2 separate regions of the Homo sapiens genome follow, and region 2 is linked to region 1. The links are chromatin loops, found by intact Hi-C in ENCODE. Cell type or tissue: sigmoid colon. All regions are shown on one strand. Links, peaks and the distances in the headings refer to the core of each region. The heading gives the core; the rest is flanking DNA. Region 1 has its middle 6.8 kb from the start of LNCATV. Region 2 has its middle 17 kb from the start of LINC01348.

Region 1 (2,914 bases), core at 91-2,590:
CTACGCTCTTATGTGCTTATGATGCTGCTATGCACCCATCCCTCCCCCAATACACACACACACACACACACACACACACTTTCTTTTTCAGGTTCCAGGTCTCATTTCTGAGTAGATTCATGTGACCTTGCTCCATTTTCTCGTGCGTGTATTTTTTTCCATGGCAGATACGCTTTTCACATGAACCTGGTGTCTGCAGCATTTACAGCATTTAGAAGCTTTGGTTTACAAAGTGCTCTAAAGTTTACACTTTAGAAGTCTGTTCTCTTCCAAACTGATCCAGCAGCTCTACCCCCATCCACCCCTGAGAAAGTTTCAGCTCCTTTTTGCTTTGTTTTCTAAACCAATTCATTCCTGTAATTCATTCACTTGCTCATTTGTTCATCCGCCCAATCCTTATTACACTGGTGTGAAAGTAATCGCGGTTCTCACCATTACCTTTAGTGGCAAAAACCGCAATTACTTTTGCACAACCTAATAAATATCTACTGTGTGCTGTGCTCTTATGTTATCTGCTTATGATGCTGCTATGCACCTATCCCTCCCCCAATACACACACACACACAAGCACACACAGACACAGAGGTTCTTTTTCAGGTTCCAGGTCTCATTTCTGAGTAGATTCATGTGACCTTGCTCCATTTTCTCGTGCATGTATTTTTTCCATGGCAGATATGCTTTTCATATGAACCTGGTGTCTGCAGCATTTAGAGGCTTTGGTTTACAAAGTACTCCCTGTTCTAAGGTTCTCTGATGCCCTTGCTGTCTAGATCAGGGAAGGGATGAGGGGGAAGCCAGTACACCCCACATGGAGAAAACCAGGCCTATGTGTACTCTGGGCCCCGCTCCTTTCTCTGCCTGCCTGAAACCACACTTGCAGTCAGCACGTCAGAACCCGCGAGGTCAGGATAGATTCCTGCTTTTAAAGAGCTGCCTGGGCAAAGAATGTGAGAGTCACATTACTCTAGAGACCAAATGGCAATTCACAGCCACAAAGGGAGTGGCCCACTCCACCAATCCTCACCCTGTGACTGTCGGGCCAGACCCCTAGGGTGTCCACGGCTGCCCCTGTTGAAACAGTGGGGCTGACAAAAGCAATTTGAAGGGGAAACAAAAGTACTGCAGGGTCAGGTTACAAATGTTTGCCTAGACTTGGAATCCTTATTCTAGAAAGTTCTATGCTAACCCATGGGGGCAGCTGTTGCTGCCTTTGATGAGTAGAGAAAAACAACTCTAGCTGAAGGGGGGTGAGGGGGAGCAGAGCCAACAGAAATCCTGGCTCAGCAGTCCGGGATGGGTCCCACAAATACAGTAGCCAGGGAGCAGGGCGCATGCTCTCCAGGATCCGATTTCAGGCCAGCTGGAGCAAGAATGTGTTCTTCGCCACAGGAAGAATGTTCCCTCAGACAGAGCTGCTAACCGGGCAGGATGGAGGGAAGACCATACCGCCAGTGGTGGTGACTGCACTTCCCAGCAGCCTTTCCCCCTTCCTTTCCTGGGTAGCATGTATTTTTGTGTTGCCAATTTACCCACCTCCCACAATACTCTTCATTTTTTAAAATGTGGGAATTTTTCTGAGCCTGTGAGCTATGTTGCAAAACTATGAGCACATTTCCACAGTTACCCTATGTCATCTGTCTCTTTGACATAAAGAGGGAAGGAGGAGGGTGGAGAGGGAAAAGGAGGGAGAGAGGGAAAGAAGCAGAAACGCGAGAGAAACATTTTGCTGACGTCAAAGAAGACCACACTCTACAGGATAGCATTACTTGTACCTCAACCACCCACTCTCTCTAATTTACTAGAAACCAAACGGACTGTTTAGAAGCCCTCAGCCTGGCAGTCTGGGTTGGGTTTTTCTGGGGGGTGGGTTGGGGCGGGGGTTGTTTTATTTTTTTGCTATTCTCCTTTGACCAAAAGGGCCATTAATTGTTGGGAGTTTGAAAGCTACCTGATTCCATGAAACAGAGGGGATTTCCATGAGTAATAATTCAGACCGTGCTTGTGTAGGGCGCTGTGGCTCGAGTAAATTGATCCAGCTGCTTGCAAAGCTCATGGAAAACGGCCCCGGGGAGAGGACGGCGGCGTCTGCAGCTGGGGCAGCTGCGGCCGCTGCTGGCGCTGTCACGTGGTCCCGCCGGCGTCCGCCCCCTGCGTCCCATTCCCAGCTCCAGGCGCCCCCCATCCCCCGCTGCCCGAACCCCCGGTTCCTCGAGAGGTCGTCGCCTTGCAGCCCTGGCTGATTTCGAAGGCTAAAGGCGATTCTTCAACACAAGTAGCAACCTCTTTTTGGGAAATACAGGATTCTGAGTCTGGTTGAGGGTGGCCCTAAGCTCCCTCTCGAATGTTACCCTTTGGTGCGCTGGCGTGTTTGTGCTTCCAGAAGCATCCCGCGGTTCTGTTGTCCGGACACACCAGGACCTATTTGCCAATAAAATCAAATCTGGCAACAGTCACCTGTAACCCGAGGCTACAGAAATACCGATTCCACTACCCAGATGGTAGAGTTCAGTGTGTTTGCTGGCTAAGGCCGCACAAGTTAATTTTTATCCTAGTAAAAAATAATAAACACTGCATTAGCAACTAAATGTTTATCAATTTGCAGTTCATTTCCAGCCAGATCATTTCGCTCCTGCATGTTTTTACTGCTAGCTGATGCACTGGAGTGCTTTTCCCCAAACCATATGTGGCTATTTAAGTCTTAGCCTCTGTAGCATTTATATGGTGCTTTTCACTTTAATTGGATAATATTATTTGGCTACTTCAGCCATGGTCTTCAAACATCGCGTTTTAGTGATAAAGAAACTGCAGTAAAGAAAGATTAAATGAGTTGCTGGGGAATCATCCTGCAGTTCAGGGGTGAGGCTAAACAAGGAGCCACAAGTTTATATGTAGCACAGACCTGTGTGGGCTGGAC
Region 2 (2,914 bases), core at 137-2,636, 82 kb before region 1:
AGAAAGGGTATTCATTGTTTATCTGAAGTTCACATTTAACTGGGTGTCTTGTGTTTATCTGGCAGTGCTGCTTCCAGGTGAAGCTTGTAGTTGGTTTAGTGCTGAAGGAGCCTTCATTTGCTGAGGCTGGGACTATATTCAGCTTTACTCATGAACTCTGCGGGCTCTCCAAAACTCTTTCTGAAATCAGCCTCACTATCCACAGTTGAGGTTACCAGGACTGTCAACCTGAGGAGAATCAGCTCTTCCACACTGAGCCCTGAAGATCACATGGCAGAGTGAGCTGGAGCGAGGTACCAGCAGACCTCTTAGGCGGGGCATGCACCCCCCGCAGTGTCCCATGTCCCCACTGTTCCCTGTGGCTATATCCATTCCACTTGACTTACTTTTACTCCTTGTCCAGGTCCTTGTGGCATTGTTCTTTCTTTTTTGAGACAGTCTCACTCTGTCACCCAGGTTGGACTGCAGTGGCACAATCTCGGCTCACTGCAACCTCCGCCTCCTGGGTTCAAGCGATTCTCCTGCCTCAGTCTCCTGAGCAGATGGGATTATAGGCGCCTGCCACCACGCCCGGATAATTTTTGTATTTTTAGTAGATACGGGGTTTCACCATGTTGGCCAGGCTGGTCTCAAACTCCTGACCTCAGGTGATCCACCCACCTCAGTCTCCCAGAGTGTTGGGATTACAGGCGTGAGCCACTGCGCCTGGCTGACATTGAGTTTTCAACTCTTCATCTACACCATATGTCAGAGCATTTCCTTCTTCTTGCAATGACAGCAAAAATACTGAGGCTTCAATTACTTACCCTCCTCTATTTCTGTTTTATTATCTCTCCCTGTCGCCATTTCCATGCACTGATGCCCACGCACAGGTTGTAGGAACCAACTAGTATGTTGCTGGGAGGTCCAGACACTCAAATGTGAACTTGCTTCTCTCCCTAGAGAGCTACCAGATTTAGCAAATAAACAGGCAAGATGCTCAGCTAAATTTGAATTGAATTTCATATAAACAATGAATACTTTTGTTTTCTTGAGATGGCGTTTTGCTCCGTTGTCCAGCTAGAGTGCAGTGGCGAGATGATGGCTCACTACAGCCTCCATCTCTGGGGCTCAAGTTAAGAGCCCTCCCCCATGGCTCAGCCTGCCCTGAGGCCAGTCCTCGTACATGGCACATGGCCGCCTTCAAGACATCTCCAAGAAGCCCTCGCTGAGAAGTCCCCTGGTGCACACACAAAATCACATTGCCATTTAGTTGAATTTCTTCATTGTATAGGTTAAGAAATGGAAAATGTGACTCTCAAGGATTATACACAACTAAAACTGTGTGAAACTGCAATGAGTACCCGGGCAATAGGGAAGTAGGAATTTCTCACCAACCCACGTGCCAGGATCCAGCCTCAACACTTGTGAGGATCCAGCCTCAACGCTCTGCACATCTCCAGTGTGGAACAGCACCATGCGCCTAATGAGTTCTTCTCTGACTGATTGATTGATTGATTACTAAAACACTCAGCGCTCCTGGCAAAGCAGTTCTCACTCTGTTGAACAAATTATCTTTATGCACTGCAGTCTCTTGAGCTTAGATGAAGGCAAGCTCACTGTAATCTTCAGATCATTTAGCAATGTCTTGGAATCACTGGATATGACAAAATATCCAGGCATGTGGAATAGGAAGGGGGAAGAAAAGCAGGACTTGGAGGGACTATGCTAGTGGATTTCAACTCTATATTTTCTAATCTGAACCAGGGGCAGGCAAACTACTGCCTTGTAGGCCAAATCTGGCCAGTGGCCTGTTTTATTACTGATTGATTGATTGACGGGGTCTTGTCTTGCTCTGTCACCCAGGCTGGAGTGCATTGGCTTGATCATTGCTCACTGCAGCCTCGAACTCTTGGACTCAAGCCATCCTCCCACCTCAGCTGCCCAAGTAGCTAGGACTACAGGCGTGCACTGCAACGCCTGGCTAAAAAATATATATATATATATATATATATATAATTATTATTTATTATTTTTTTTTTTTGTAGAAATGGCATCTTGCTGTGTTGCCCAGGCTGGTCTTTAACTCCTGGCCCCAAGCAATCCCTGACTTTATGGCACTTGCTCAGCCTGGTGTGACAGTGTCTGTCTCCTGGAGGCCAGGAGCCCCTGGCATGCAGCCAGCATGCCCCATTTATAATCGTAGCCCAGCACATGGAAGGGACCCAAGAGAATGACAGCAACGTTGGCTTTGCCATTTCAACCCTGAACCTCATTTTACTGTTCTATTCATATTATCTGGGGGACAAAATTTTCCCACATTCCTTTCTGTTGGTGCCACCATCTCTGTGCCTCCATGTGCTGCTGACCTGCCAAGCCCATGGCCAGCTCAGCACTCGGATTTTATTTGGTCTCTCGGTATGGGTTCCTTTATCAGCATTTCAAAAAGCTTTTGTGTTTTATCCATAATTGATTAAAGTTTGTAGCTGTGAATAAAAGATTGATTAAAAGCAACAACAGCAAAACAGCTCTTGTTTTTCTTCACCATCTGCCTTTCCCCAGAAGAGTCTCCCACCTCCAAGCAGACAGTCCTCGACGTGGATCCACACAACCTTACAAGTTTTCCTTAGACCCAAGAAAGGGAGGTGTGGGGAATGATCGTTACTTGCTGATACTTACTGATATTGCAATGCCAGCAATAAGAATACCATCTGGACTTTATCTGTGGTTGGTGTGTTTCATTTTGCATTTTATGTGATGGGTGCTGGGATTTGGACAGGCCAAAGCTCCCACCCTCGCGTTTCTCAGTGTACTGGGAAATGACATCACCTATGACAGGGCACTATGATTAGCAAGGGGAGGGGAGGGGCCAGACCTCAGCCCAGGAGTGGGGCTTGGGGCAGGCCCCTAGGGAGAAGCAGTGGCAGTAGCCAGA

Evidence for each region. Peaks named below come from ENCODE experiments on the same cell type or tissue, not always from the same donor. Only the 100,000 strongest peaks of a DNase experiment are listed, where the experiment ranks them.
Region 2: a loop joins it to region 1, with 2.2 times the contacts of the local background. A loop is called at or near these places in 14 of 110 quality-filtered maps.

What each region holds. Positions count from the first base shown.
Region 1 is chr1:234,969,348-234,972,261 of GRCh38, reverse strand. No RefSeq gene overlaps it. Among named protein-coding and RNA genes, the nearest start is that of LNCATV, 6.8 kb to the right of the region's middle. RefSeq lists enhancers at 1,082-1,241, 2,911-2,914 and silencers at 1,862-1,911, 2,002-2,061. In sigmoid colon, for the core only: no CTCF peak of the experiment used is centred there; DNase peaks (open chromatin) are centred at 931, 1,331 and 2,131; H3K4me3 peaks cover 1,109 bases; H3K27ac peaks cover 2,443 bases.
Region 2 is chr1:235,050,991-235,053,904 of GRCh38, reverse strand. No RefSeq gene overlaps it. Among named protein-coding and RNA genes, the nearest start is that of LINC01348, 17 kb to the left of the region's middle. RefSeq lists an enhancer at 2,842-2,911. In sigmoid colon, for the core only: no CTCF peak of the experiment used is centred there; no DNase peak of the experiment used is centred there; H3K27ac peaks cover 690 bases.